Regions from separate parts of the Mus musculus genome. Here region 2 is linked to region 1. The links are chromatin contacts, found by Hi-C or POLR2A ChIA-PET in ENCODE. All regions are on one chromosome and are shown on one strand. The core of a region is the stretch at or near the end of the contact, and the rest is flanking DNA. Distances in the headings are between cores, read along the strand shown.

The links. Hi-C counts contacts between places; a loop is a spot of excess contacts on that map. ChIA-PET counts read pairs that join two places held with the same protein, here RNA polymerase II (POLR2A).
Region 2: a map of left cerebral cortex shows a loop between it and region 1 (2.0-fold over the local background). The contact joins the promoter of Pet100 here to the promoter of Camsap3 in region 1. A Hi-C loop is called at or near these places in 2 of 37 maps with a recorded cell type or tissue (CH12.LX and left cerebral cortex). POLR2A ChIA-PET finds 5 or more read pairs at or near these places in 4 of 5 experiments (Patski and embryonic stem cell).

The regions. Positions count from the first base shown.
Region 1 is chr8:3,584,846-3,591,810 of GRCm38, reverse strand. It overlaps Camsap3 (calmodulin regulated spectrin-associated protein family, member 3), which reads right to left and starts at 4,361. Exons shown (of 17, transcript NM_027171.3): 1 at 3,852-4,361. The coding sequence starts at 3,999.
Region 2 is chr8:3,619,597-3,626,120 of GRCm38, reverse strand. It overlaps Pet100 (PET100 homolog), which reads right to left and starts at 4,570. Exons shown (of 4, transcript NM_001195244.1): 1 at 4,510-4,570; 2 at 3,693-3,779; 3 at 3,496-3,528; 4 at 1,886-2,897. The coding sequence starts at 4,536. The coding sequence ends at 2,814. Xab2 (XPA binding protein 2) reads left to right here and starts at 4,825. Exons shown (of 19, transcript NM_026156.2): 1 at 4,825-4,893. The coding sequence starts at 4,843. It overlaps Pcp2 (Purkinje cell protein 2 (L7)), which reads left to right and starts at 1,085. Exons shown (of 4, transcript NM_001129804.2): 1 at 1,085-1,119; 2 at 1,221-1,335; 3 at 1,489-1,613; 4 at 2,563-2,752. The coding sequence starts at 1,117. The coding sequence ends at 2,682.

The DNA.
Region 1 (6,965 bases), core at 3,112-5,611:
GGTGGCTTTGAACCCATGATCCTTCTGCCTATGCCTCCCCTGTATTGGGATAACTAGTGTGGACCACCACACTTTGATCCAGTGTTTATATTAACTGCACATCAGGATTATACCAGTTATAAGCATTCAATAACCACATAGGGGCTAATCCCAACCCCACTAGACAGGAAATTTCCATAACACAGCTAATATTTACTCATTCCATGACCGTCTGTGCCTTTAACCCTACAACACACTTTTGTTATTGACCTGGCAAATAAGGTCTTTCTTGTCTCCTGTATGACTGACCTACATCCTTAACCCCCAAAACACTTATTCTAACACCATTGTACAGATAAGGAAACCACAGCTCACACAGCTAAGGTAGCTTACCCAAAATCACACAGCCAGAAAATGGCGGAGCCCAAATGAAACCAGTTTCCCTCACACACCTCTCTCCTATTTGCAAGGCCTAAGGAATGGCAGTTGGTATTCCACACATTTACACAGAAGCCTTTCTTATCTCCAAGTCTGTCTCTCCTGAGCCCACCAGCTTGCATTCCTCACACCTTGCCTTGGGGGACACCAGAACTACCCCTTCCTAAGTCTGTGTGAGCTCCTTGGTGCCCAGACACCTTCTCTGGCTCCCCAGTGCCCTCCCTTGGATCTTAATCTGAGAGGTCCTCCTTCTGAAGCCCACTCTGCACCCTCTTGCTCTGACCTCCAGGCACCATGGGGAGCTTCATGCTCTCCTCTAAGCAGCTTGCAGCCATAGGCTGCTCCCCTTGGTGGTCTCAAGACAGCTTCTCAGGGGAACCCCCCTTCCTCACCCACCCCCCTCTGGAAAATCTTGGGAACTTTCTCCTGCAGACCCAGCTGCTTGGACCACACTGGGTCTTACCACAGTAGGTATCCAGGACCTAATTTGGTGCCCATCCCCATTCTCCTGGATCTCTCCCAGCATCTCCTCCACACCCTAAGCACCAAGCATTGGCTCCCTGTAGAAAGGTGTCTGTAAAGAAACCCAAGTGGCAGGGCCTGGTGGTATGAACCTATTTACCCAGCAAATCAGAGAGGGGCTGGAGGTGTGGCTCCGTGGTACAGTGGCTCCCTAGCATCCCCCAATGAGGGGCTGGGGTCACAGCTCAGCTGGTAGACACTCCCTAGCATAGGGCCCTAGGCTGCAACCCAAGTGCTGGCAATTACCAATCAAAAACAAACAAACAAACAAACAAACAACAATAAAACTGCACCAGGAAGAGAGGATTTTTGGCTGGTAAAGGCACTTGCCACCAAGCCCGATAACCTGAATTCTATCCCTGACACCTACACAACCAAGGAGCAAGAACAAAAAACCCTAACCTGTCTGACTGCCACACAAGCCCTGGGACACCCAGAGGCAGGCACACACACACACACACACACACACACACACACACACACACACACACACACACACACATAACTATATTTTAAAGATGACCTGGCCTTGATCTGTTCCTCAGCATCTCCCCCCAGCCCCCACCTCCTTGTCTGGGAGGGAGACACAGGTAGCTGAGAGCTGAATCTGATCCTGAGCCAGCTGCAGCCACTGAGTAGTGCTGCATGGTGCAAGGGGCTGGGTCAACAGAAGAGAAATGTGTGAATCTGAGCATGAAGGTCCCCTCCAGGGGCTTCCCTTCTGCAAACTTACAGAGTAACTTCTGCACGGTCCTCTGCCTAAGAGACACTGGGAGGCACTGATAAAATACTCTCACCAGCCACAGCAGCTGCCATAGTGAACACTGACCAAGCTGTGTCTTGTGCCACATCAGACAATCAAGTCACCTCTCAACAACCTAGTTCAGCAGAGAAAGGTGCTTGCCAGCAAGTCTAACAATCTGAGATTGACCCCCAGGGCCCATGCTGTTCTCTGACCTCCACATAGGTGCCCCCCACACACACACCAATAAGAAAATAAATATAACTTTAAAACAAGTAATGGAGTTGAAAACCCACTGCATGACACCACAGGCAAGCAACTTCTATGTGATTTCAGGCACAGATATGTAAGTGGACAAACACCTTTTTCTTTTTTCTTTTTCTTAAATAAAAAAAGAAACAGAAGTTCAGAGAACCTGAATTATTCTTCCACACCAGCTGTCCTGGTCAGGGCTGGGCCTCAAACTCAACCATGACTTAACAGAGTTGGGCTCCTGGCTGGCAAGATTGCCCAGTGGGTAGAGGTACCTATTTCAGAAGACCCGATGAAGTGTTCAGGTGACAAGGATGATGTTTTGTGGTGGTTCTCTGACCTCCATCCACATGTTGTGGTGCATGCCCATGCTTACATACACAGGCAATGATAAAAAAATCAAAATTAAAAAGCTCAGGAAGCCAGCCTTTCTAATCTAATTATCTCGGCCTTGTGAGGGGCTGGGACAGAGGTCCCAACTCCCAAATCTTTTCTTTCTCAGGCCCCAGGTCCCTGGGGGTGTGCAGGTGTCAGAGGCAGCTGGCCAGCCACACAGGGAGGAGAGCGGTAAGAGAGACTACTAGAAAGTGGGAAAGACAGGACTGTGCAGAAGCAACTGATGGACAGCTGTCACAGGAGACCCACACCCGGAACAGGCTGGTCTGGGAAGGCAATGGAGTGGGGGAGGGGCTGCACCTACTTAGTGCCAAGATCAGTAGGAGGGCAGGGCATTTCCCACCACCACCACATACACACACACACACACACACACACACACACACACACACACATTCACATACACTCACACTCTGTTCCTGCCTTCTCTCTCTCTCTGCATCTTTGCATCTCTGTTTCTGTCTCTCCCCCTCTCCTTCTCTCTATCTCTATCTGTTCCTACTGTCTCTATCTTTTTCTGTCTCTGTGCATGTATGTCTCGTTCTTCTACTCCCAGTAAGGCCTAGACCTTAATGAACCTCTGTTTTTCCCAAGGCCAAGCCTGGCCTCCCAGTTCTATCCTGTGGTGGCTGAAGCTGCCCAAAGCCAGGACTTGGAGAGCCTTCCCAGGTCTGATAATCCACCTTCCTCATTTGCCCAGTAGGAATGGCCCTAGTCCTTCAGGCCTGTGGGCATGCGGAAGGGAGGAGAAAAGGGGTGGCTTCAATAAGAGAAGGCCTGGCCGCCCGAGCTGCCACCCTAGAACAGCTGGTGAATGAGCCATTTATGCCTACCTGAATCCTCAGGAAAATGTGGCAATAAGTCACAACTGCCAGCCTTTACGGGGCCATCGAGACGAAAGAGTGGTCCCAGACACACCACACACACACACACACACACACACACACACACACACACACACGCTGGCCACCGGCAAGGCAGGGTTTGTGTCCCAGTCACTGAGCTGTAGCTCTGATCTCTTAAAACGCTCCTTGCGGGGTCCAAGCCACCGCGTACACGTTGTGAGGGTAGATAGGGAAGGTGGGGGTAGGAGGAACCATCACAGGCTTCTGATGTGTGTGAAAGGGGAGTTGGCCATGCAGTTAGGCCCTGGGGTCTGAGGAGTGGGGTGGGAGGCGGGAAGCAGAGGACTACCAGGAGACCCTTCCCCCACCACACACAAAATTGGTCTGCAGACCCCACCCCTGCTCACCTGGGGGCTCTGATCCCGGGGTCCCAAGGCGCACAGCCTCTTGGCGGGCCCCACCCCCGACTGCGTTCCAGCGACCCGGGCGGGCAAAGTCCAAGGGCCCCGTCCGAGCAGGAAGCTTGGAGGCCCAGCTTAGCAAAGACCAAAAGCTCGGGGACCCTAGGCAGCCCCGAAGCTATTGTTCCCACGGCCCCGGCTTGGCGCCCCGCCCCCCGCACCTGCCGCGCCCCAGCCTGGCTCCCCCGGTCCCCTCCCCAAAGGCCCTCGGGTTACCTGCTCCCCCGAATGCGGCCCGCAGCACCCACGCCAGACTCGCCGCCGCCTTGGCTCGAGAGAAATCGTACTGGTCCAAAGACTTGATCTCGGGGACCAGGAAAGTCCTCCGCAGTGGCCCGGACCCTGCGGGCGCCGCTTCCACCATGGCGACGCCGGGGTTACGGCCGCCCGGGTCCGCGCGCTCTGATGGGCTGGGCTGCGTGCGCTGCGCTGCGCTGCGCTGCTGCCGAGCCTCCGCCACCCCGAATCGGGTTGCCGCCGCGGCTGCTGCTGTTACTAATAAAGCTGCTGAGGCGCCGCTGAACCAGGTGCGGTCGAGCGCGCTGGCGACGCGGCGTCGACCCCGCCCCAAGGCGGAACCCAGGTGCGCCCCGCCCCCAGATTGGACTCAGTTCTCTCTGGCTCCTGGGTCCACATGGGTCCCCACTGACATTAAAGCTTCCATAGGTCCTCCTGCTGCAAAGGGCGGCAGTGATGGCGGATGAGGGAAGGGCTGCAGAAGAACGCATGTCCCTGTATGCGTTCTCGTGTGTGTGTGTGTGTGTGTGTGTGTGTGTGTGTGTGTGTGTGCGCGCGCGCGCGTGTGTTCCTGCTCACTCCCGGACCCTGGAGAGGCTTAGGGACCCTTTGTCATGGATGTCCATGTAGGCTTTTGATCCCACACATATGCAGGTGGAGTTCACATATGCATATGGAGTTTGTGGCTATTACTATACAGTAAGTTCTAGGCCAACCAGGGCTACACAGCAAGACTCTGTCCTAGTTTAAAAAGAAAATGAATGTGTTTGTATCCACTTGCTTGAGAGTACCTGTGAACATCTCTGTCTATAGGTATCTAGATTTGTGATGTCATCTGTTTGTGAAGGTGACTGTTTCAAACCTGTTGTGGTACAATGGTTTGTATTAAGTGGCTAGGGTTGTGCCCTAGTTGACAGAGTCCTTATCTGGTATGTACAAAACCTTCTCCTCCATCCCAAGCACCAAATAAGCTAGGGATGGTGGTAGGTACATGCCTAGAATCATGGCACTTGGGAAGTGGGAAGAAGAGAATTTTTGTAAGTTCAAGGTGATCCTGGGATACATGAGATAAATAAGTAAAATCAAAGAATTGTGTTGTACAACCTTCTGTGTTCTAAGATTGGAAATGAAGGAAGAGAAAGAGCGGGGGGAGAAAGAATGATGTGAGTCTAAACACATCTATCATATAAGGGTGTAATTGTTGACTCTGTCAGGGCAGGAAGATGGCAGAGATACCAAGTGGGTGTATTTAGGCAGGAGAAAAGCTGTGTATGTGAGATTAGCTCTGTAGGGTTACTAGGTGGATTGCAAATGTCCTGATGTGTACCTTTGATATCTGCAGTATTTGTTGAAGAAAGCCTCTGACTAGATGTAGGTAAGGGTCTGAGAGGATCTGTGTGTTTGCGGGTGTGGTTGTGTGCATGGGGCTTTCTGTGTGTGACTAATGATGTGTAGGTGCATACTTTTTTTTTTTTTTTTTGGTATAAACAGTCTTTTGTGTGTGTGTGTGTTTTCAGGTTCAGCATTCCCAGCTCCATAATACAAATCTATTTATCTACAGAACTGGGTTGGAACACTCACTGTTTGGGGGCCTGTGTTACAGGTGGCTTGAGTGAGGTGAGGCAGAACCTAAGGGACTCCCCTCTGTTGACTAGATGGATCTTAGAAAAAGGCTGGCAGCTATGATTTTATTTTTTTTATTATTTATTTATTTATTTTGGTTTTTCCAGACAGGGTTTCCCTGTGTAACCCTGACTGTCCTGGAATTGACTCTGTAGATCAGGCTGGCCTCAAACTCAGAAATCTACTTGCCTCTGCCTCCCAAATGCTGGGATTAAAGGCATGTGGCACCACTGCCCGGCCCTTGGCAGCTACAAAAACTGCCACATTTTCCTGAGGATTCAGGTGGATATAAATGGTTCACTCACTAGCTGTCCTGGGGTGGCAATCTGGGAGGGCAGGCCTTCTCTTATTGAAGCCACCCCTTTTCTCCTCCCTTCCGCATGCCCACAGGCCTGAAGGACTAGGGCCATTCCTACTGGGCAAATGAGGAAGGTGGATTATCAGACCTGGGAAGGCTCTCCAAGTCCTGGCTTTGGGCAGCTTCACCCACCACAGGACAGAATTGATAGACCTGGTCTGGTTTGGGGAAAATGGGGATGAGGGAGAGGGTTAATTAAGATCTAGGACTTTCTGAGAGAGAGAGAGAGAGAGAGAGAGAGAGAGAGAGAGAGAGAGAGAGAGAGAGAGAAAGAGAGAAAGAGAGAAAGAGAGAAAAGGAGAGGGGGGAAAGACAGAAACAGAGATGCAAAGATGCAGAGAGAGAGAAGACAGAGACAGTGTATGTGAGTGTATGTGAGTGTGTGTGTATGTGAGTGTGTGTGAGTGTGTGTGTGTGAGTGTATATGTGGTGGTGGTGGGAAATGCCCTGCCCTCCTACTGATCTTGGCACTAAGTAGGTGCAGCCCCTCCCCCCACTCCATTGCCTTCCCAGACCAGCCTGTTCCGGGTGTGGGTCTCCTGTGACAGCTGTCCATCAGTTGCTTCTGCACAGTCCTGTCTTTCTCACTTTCTAGTAGTCTCTCTTACCGCTCTCCTCCCTGTGTGGCTGGCCAGCTGCCTCTGACACCTGCACACCCCCAGGGACCTGGGGCCTGAGAAAGAAAAGATTTGGGAGTTGGGACCTCTGTCCCAGCCCCTCACAAGGCCGAGATAATTAGATTAGAAAGGCTGGCTTCCTGAGCTTTTTAATTTTGATTTTTTATCATTGCCTGTGTATGTAAGCGTGGGCATGCACCACAACATGTGGATGGAGGTCAGAGAACCACCACAAAACATCATCCTTGTCACCTGAACACTTCATCGGGTCTTCTGAAATAGGTACCTCTACCCACTGGGCAATCTTGCCAGCCAGGAGCCCAACTCTGTTAAGTCATGGTTGAGTTTGAGGCCCAGCCCTGACCAGGACAGCTGGTGTGGAAGAATAATTCAGGTTCTCTGAACTTCTGTTTCTTTTTTTATTTAAGAAAAAGAAAAAAGAAAAAGGTGTTTGTCCACTTACATATCTGTGCCTGAAATCACATAGAAGTTGCT
Region 2 (6,524 bases), core at 3,321-5,820, 34 kb before region 1:
GGGACTTCCTGTCCTGCTCCATGCATAAATGAAAGACGAAGACAACTCAAATTGGCATTTGAGGGGCAGATAAACAGGAGCATCCGGTAGTTTCACAGGTGGTCGGGTAGCAGGAGCCGGGTTGGTTGGTTGGTCTGTGGAGAGTGCAGGGATTAAGGGAAGAGGCCTGGACCCCAACTTCTTCCTTGGCTACCCCCCTGAAAATGTCACCTGCCTTGCAGTGGACGAACTCACAGGCAGGAATGGGTTGGCTTGGGTGGGGACATCCTGCAGGTTCCACCCTCATGTTGGTTGATCTTCAACATTGTACTGACTTCTTCCCACTTGACATTCCTCAAGGTCCTGTGATCATGGCTGGGTCTAGTGAGGTTCAAACCTGCACTGCCCTACCCACACCCACACCCAGCTCAGCGTCAGTCAGGATCAACAATTACCTAGAGATCATCTTTCTGGGGCTTAAGCATTGGTGGGAGCAGATGGGATATGAGCTGGGGATTTGGGAATGGGGGAAGATATCTGCTCCCCCTCCCCCTACACCCTAGCCTTTTAAAAGGCCTTCTCAGGTCAGAGACCAGGAGAAAAGTATAGGAGAGATACACAATGGACCAGGAAGAAGAAAAGGGAGAGGGAGGCTCAGACCTTCTAGACAAGGTAAGAGGGCTCTGGCTGACTCCACCATCCGCTTCTTGAGGTCTCGGCACCTGTAATTGACAAGATTAATTCATTTATAGGGCATCTAATTAGCAAGCAAGTCTCTGGAGTCCCCTGACCCAGTTACTATAACACACAGGGGGTATAGGTAGGAGAGTATAAGAGCCCCTCCTCAGGGCAAATGAATGGATTCTTAGTACTGTCCCCCAAGAGATAGTAGGTACTAGGATTTAGGGGCACTTCTGAGCCCCATTTCCCTGGTAAGTGTCCCAACCCCCCAAATCAACCCAAGCCTGGTCTCAATCTAGGACAGTGGTAGAATGCTGTCCCTAGAGTCAGTACCATGTGAAATTGTGCTGCAGGCAGGGGCCCCAGGCTGGGAGGTGGGGGTTGGGGGAGTCAGGGGCAGGTCAGGGAAGGAGACTCAGGTTTCATTTAGAGAAATTCTGCAGACCCGTGAGGACTATGGTGAGAGCAGAGATGGGAAGGCAGGCACTGTTTCGGGTGGATGCTGTCTGGAAGACAGGGAAGGCACAGACCAAACTAAACCAATCACGTCTGTCCCCAAGGCAGGTTCACCGGACCAGGAAGGCTTCTTCAACCTGCTGACCCACGTGCAGGGCGATCGGATGGAGGAGCAGCGCTGTTCCTTGCAGGCTGGGCCAGGCCAGAACCCAGAAAGCCGTAAGCAGGGCGTGATTGGGCCGTGTGTGTGTGTGTGTGTGTGTGTGTGTGTGTGTGTGTGTGTGGCAGGAGTGCTGGGGTTCTGGGATCTTGTGGATCTTGGGACTCAGGATGGGGTCTGTATTCATGCCTGCCTGTCTCTGCTCCAAGCAGAGGGTGGCCCTGCTCCAGAGATGGACAATCTCATGGATATGCTGGTCAACACCCAGGGCCGCCGCATGGACGACCAGCGTGTAACAGTTAATTCCCTGCCTGGCTTCCAACCTATCGGCCCCAAGGTAGGTGATGTCCAGATTACCTGTGAGACTCCACATAGCTCTCTAAATCTATGACCTGTCTCTAGGCAGGAAAGGAGAGGACCCTATGAACACGTAAAGTGCTATGGGCTTAAGGTCAGGTGGCAGGACTCATGCTAGTGCAGAACTATGGCTGGAAATTACAGTTCCTGCTCCAACATCTGTATATTTGGGAGAGGCCACAGGGAGAAAACAGGCAGTTTTCCTGGAAGGCATATGAATGCATACCCCTATAAATCAATGAAGAGTAGGGCTTCTGTTTGGGAGTGTTTTGCTTTATTGTTTTTGAGACAGGGTTTCATGTAGCTCTGGCTGGCATGTTCTCCTACATGTGCATCCTGGGTTCTGGGATAACAGGTGTGAGTCACCATGAGTGATGTATGTGGGTAGGGATAGAACCCAGGGCTTTGATGCAGTCTCTATCAACTGAGCTCCAGCCCCAGCCCTATGTCTGTGTACATTAGCATACATGTTTAGAGCTCCGGGCACACGTGTGCACACGCAGGTGGAGGCCAGAAGTCAATCTCCTGCCCTGGGAGCTTTCAGTGCCCTGGAACTCCAGGTAGATCAGGCTCTCTAGCTAGGAAGCCCTTGGGATCCTCCTGACTCTTAAGCACTGAGATTACAAGTGCATAAACCCACACCTGGCTTAAACTCAGGTCTTCAAATGAGCATAGCAAGGATTTCAATGACTGAGCTATCTTCTCAACTCAACTGTTTGTTTGTTTGTTTTAGTATTTAGCTTTGAACTCAAAATAATCCTCCTGCCTGTTTCTTGAGTACTGGGATTACAGGTATACACTAACAGGCCAATGTCTGACCAAATACCACCACCCTAATTAGCAGACGAAAAAAAAACATTGTTTGGAGGCACTTCTGACTTGCACTTTCCTTGGTCCCCTCCCTCCGTCTGACCCTTCTTCATCCCCAGGATGGAATGCAGAAACGACCTGGGACCCTCAGCCCTCAACCCCTGCTCACCCCTCAGGATCCTGCTGCACTCAGCTTCCGCAGGAACAGCAGCCCCCAGCCCCAGACACAAGCTCCTTGAGAGTTCTAGCCATCCTGGGCCTCCCACTGGCCCCTGAAAACAATAAAACACTTGGCACTAGCAACAAAGAGTTGAGTGTGTGTTATTTTCTGTGGTGGGGAAGGGAGCTGGGACTTGAGGAACTGAAGGTCTCAGGAGCTCTGCTGGGCAGCTTGAAGAAGTCTCTCTTCTTTCTGCTTCCGGATCTTCTGCTTAAATTCTTCTAGCTCCTGGCGCTGGAATGGGGAAAGGGGTGTGATGGGAAGGAAGGAAGAGTACAGGCCTCACAGCCTGGACTCACTCACACTATCCTCCCTTTGGCTTCAGAGTTCAGTATCCACACTGGGAGCCCCATGCCAATCACAATCACTGTACAAGTGAGTTCAGCTTCATCCCTCGGGGAAAAGGTAATATGTGACACCATTTGTGCCCTCCCCTCTTTTTAAGATGGGGTCTCATATACTACAGGCTAGCCTTGAGCTCACCAGGCGGCAGAGAATAGCCAGAATTCTCAATCCTCTTGCATCCATCTCCTGAGTGCTGGAATGCTGGAATTACAGCTTCCTCTCCTGTCTCCCTCTCTCTATCCCCATGCAGCCCAGGCTAGCTTCAATCTGATACTCCTCCTACTCCTCCTTCCAAGTGTCCGTAGGTATACACCATCACAAACAACAAGAAACCTTTATGGAGACAAGGTCTCTAGCCCAGGCTAGTCTGGAATTCCTACTCAGTCTGCTGCTTCCACTTTCCTACCTATGGCTGAGGGTGAAATCTTTATTCCAAGCCCAACTAGGTAAGAGTGACTCAGCTCCTTGGGGAAAACAGGTTACTGACCTGACCCTCCTTCTCTCTTGGCCACAGCTCCCTCTGTGGAACAAAGTCACAGGTGAGAACACAAGGCAGGAGAATCCAGAGCCCCACATCCACAACAGGGTTGACTCATGAGAGGCAGACAATGGATCTCAATAGCAAGTTGGTGCTTCATACCCTCCCTTCCGCAGGAATTATCCATCAAGCACTTTGATACCCACCTTACGCTGGACAACATAGTCCTCAAACCACTCAGCCTGATTGGAGATCCAGAACATAACCACGGGGAAAGTGAGGTAGAGGGACATCTGTAAAAGCAGAGGTGGGTGGAGCACAGGGAGATTGCAGGGAAGCCCAAAGGACAGGTCCGGAGCTCAGCCTCAGGGGCTCCCCGGGAACCCCAGAAATCCTACCCGGAGAACAGAAACCTGGCACCTTAAAGCCTGGTTTTCATGATCAAGCAGATTTTACTCGTAGTAGTTCTGTCCACGACTCCCTTCCACCACCACCACACACAAACACACACACACACACACACACACACACACACACACACAGGCACACGTGCACGAAGGATGTAGAAGAGAGGGAAAGGAAGAGAGAGACTAACAGTCCAAGGGTTCCTACTACAAACACATATCCTTGAGATGTTATTAACTCCCAATCTGATACCCACCCGTAGCATCTCATATAGAGGGCCCTCTTTTTTTTTTTTTTTTTTTTCCAAATATATTCTCCTACTTCTAGAAATCCTATCTGAGACCCATCATGAGCTCTGGGCTCTCCTTCTGGAAACCCCACTCTGGATCTGAAGCCTCCCTTCCTTGAACCACCCTCTTCAGCTCTCCCATCTCTGAGACGCTTCCCTCCATTCTAAGCCCCCACATCTAGTGCTCCTTCTGCTGGGGTGCCAGTACAAGTCTCAGACACTTTCTCTGTGGAACGCCTCCCTGCCTTGCGCTTCTCTCACTTCCAAGATCTATTTTCATTTTCTGAAAGACCCCGGGTCCAGACGTCCAACGCCTAGAACTCACTGACCCGAAACACCTCCAGCTTCACCCCCATCTCGCTCTTCGGTTTTACGAAGCCACTTCCGCCCAAAGTCGACTGTCCAGTAATGCAAAACCTCATTGGTGCTGCCCAAGGGCCAATACGGAAGCGGAGTGGTCAGGAACCCGGGTCTGTGACGTCATCTTCCGGCGCCCCTTTGCTTCCGGTCACTTCCTTAACCACTCAAAATTTAACAGAGCAAGCGGTGCTGTCAAAGTGCGGTGCAGCCAATAGAAAACGGGTCTGTCTCGAAGAGGGCGGGCCTTCTGTGCGTGACGCCACTAGAGCGCGACTCTCGTCTGTACCTGGAGAGCCAGGAAGATGGTGGTGATGGCGCGAGTTCCGCGTTCCGAGCGGCCGGACCTTGTTTTTGTAAGTCTGCAGCGAGGTGGAGGGTGATTCGCTAGGGAAGATCCAAAGCTGGATACCTTACAGGATCGGAGTCTGGCTCTCGGGGGGGGAGGGCGGGGGGGGACTAGACCCCAGTCCATGGGGCGACATGTCAAAACACTGATCAGACCGGGAATAAAGAACCGTACGTACCCTCATGGCTCGAGTGAGGAGCTGCTGTTGAGGTTAAGAGGCCAGGAGGGGAATGAGAGTGAATCGACGTGGATTTTGATAGGCATAGTGACCGGCTAGTGTTCTGGATTCTGGATAACGGCTTGATGCACTCATGGAGATCACCGGTATCTGCCACCTGAGAAGAGGCTGGGGAAAATAATAAGTTAAAAACTTTAAAACTTTGGGTTGGGTGTGGTGGTGAATGCCCTTGATCCCAGAACTTGGGAGACAGAGGCAGGTGGATCTCTGTGAGTTTGCGGCCAGTGTGGTCTATATAGTGAATTCCAGGACAGCTAGAACAAATAGTGAGACCCCTGTCTCAAGAGCAACAAAACAAAACTTTAAAATGTTATTATACAGGCCAGGTATGAAGATAGGTGCGGTGGTGATAGTGTAAGCGTGAAGGATCAAAAGCCTGATGTCCGGGAGGAAGTGTGTGGTGCCTGGATACAACCAGCTGTCCATGACAGCGGCCAGGCCTCTGGCCCTAGTGCTGTGAGACGCTAGGGATTATGGGAAGGGCATAAGAGAAAATAATGGATGGTGAAGATATCCAAAACTCCTTGTATATATGTATGAAATTGTCAAAGACTTCTTAAGAGTGTGAGGATTGGGGCCAGGGAGTGAGATTTACTGAACAAAGCTGATATCTGGGCAGAGTCTCCTTAACAACTAAGAGATCTGTGTGGGCAGTTGAGTGCTGAGAGCCAGAGGTCTAAACTAACACTCTATCTAGCACAGTAGTTTGAAACCTTCCTAATGTGTGATCCTTCAATACAGTTCCTCATGTTGTGTAACTGCCAACAATAAAATCGTTTTCATTGCTACTTCATAATTGTACTTTTGCTACTGTTATGAATCATAATGTAAATATCTGTGTTTTCTGGTGTTTTTAGGCAGCCCATGTGAAAGGGATTTTTTTGGTCCTCAAAGGCATAGTGGCCGTAGATTGAGAACCACTGCTTTAGCTAATATCTGGTGATCCAGCTTCAATAGAGGAAGAAATCATGTCTGGGACCTTGTTGTGTTGTGTCCGTTTGCTTGTTAAAGATGTATTTTTAAAATTATGTTTATGTGGATGTCTTTGTGTGGGTATGTGCATGTGAGTCAGGTGTCCACACAGGCCCTAGTCTAGAGTTATAGGTAATTATGAGCTGCCTGGAATGAGTGCAGTCCTTTGCAAGAGCAGTACATACTCTTCACTGTTGAGCCATGTCTCCAGCCCTGTTTGTTTTTAACTATAGCGTGTATTGTAAGTGCATGGGCTGTGTGTGTATGAATGCGCATTGACCAGAAATAGACATGAGCTGACTTTCCGTTGCTCTCCATCTGACTTTTGAGACAAAGTCTTCTCACTGAACTTGAAGCTCACTGGCGGGCTAAATGGCTGGCCAGTGAGCCCTAGGGATCTAGGGACCTGTTTGTGTTTGCCCAGCACT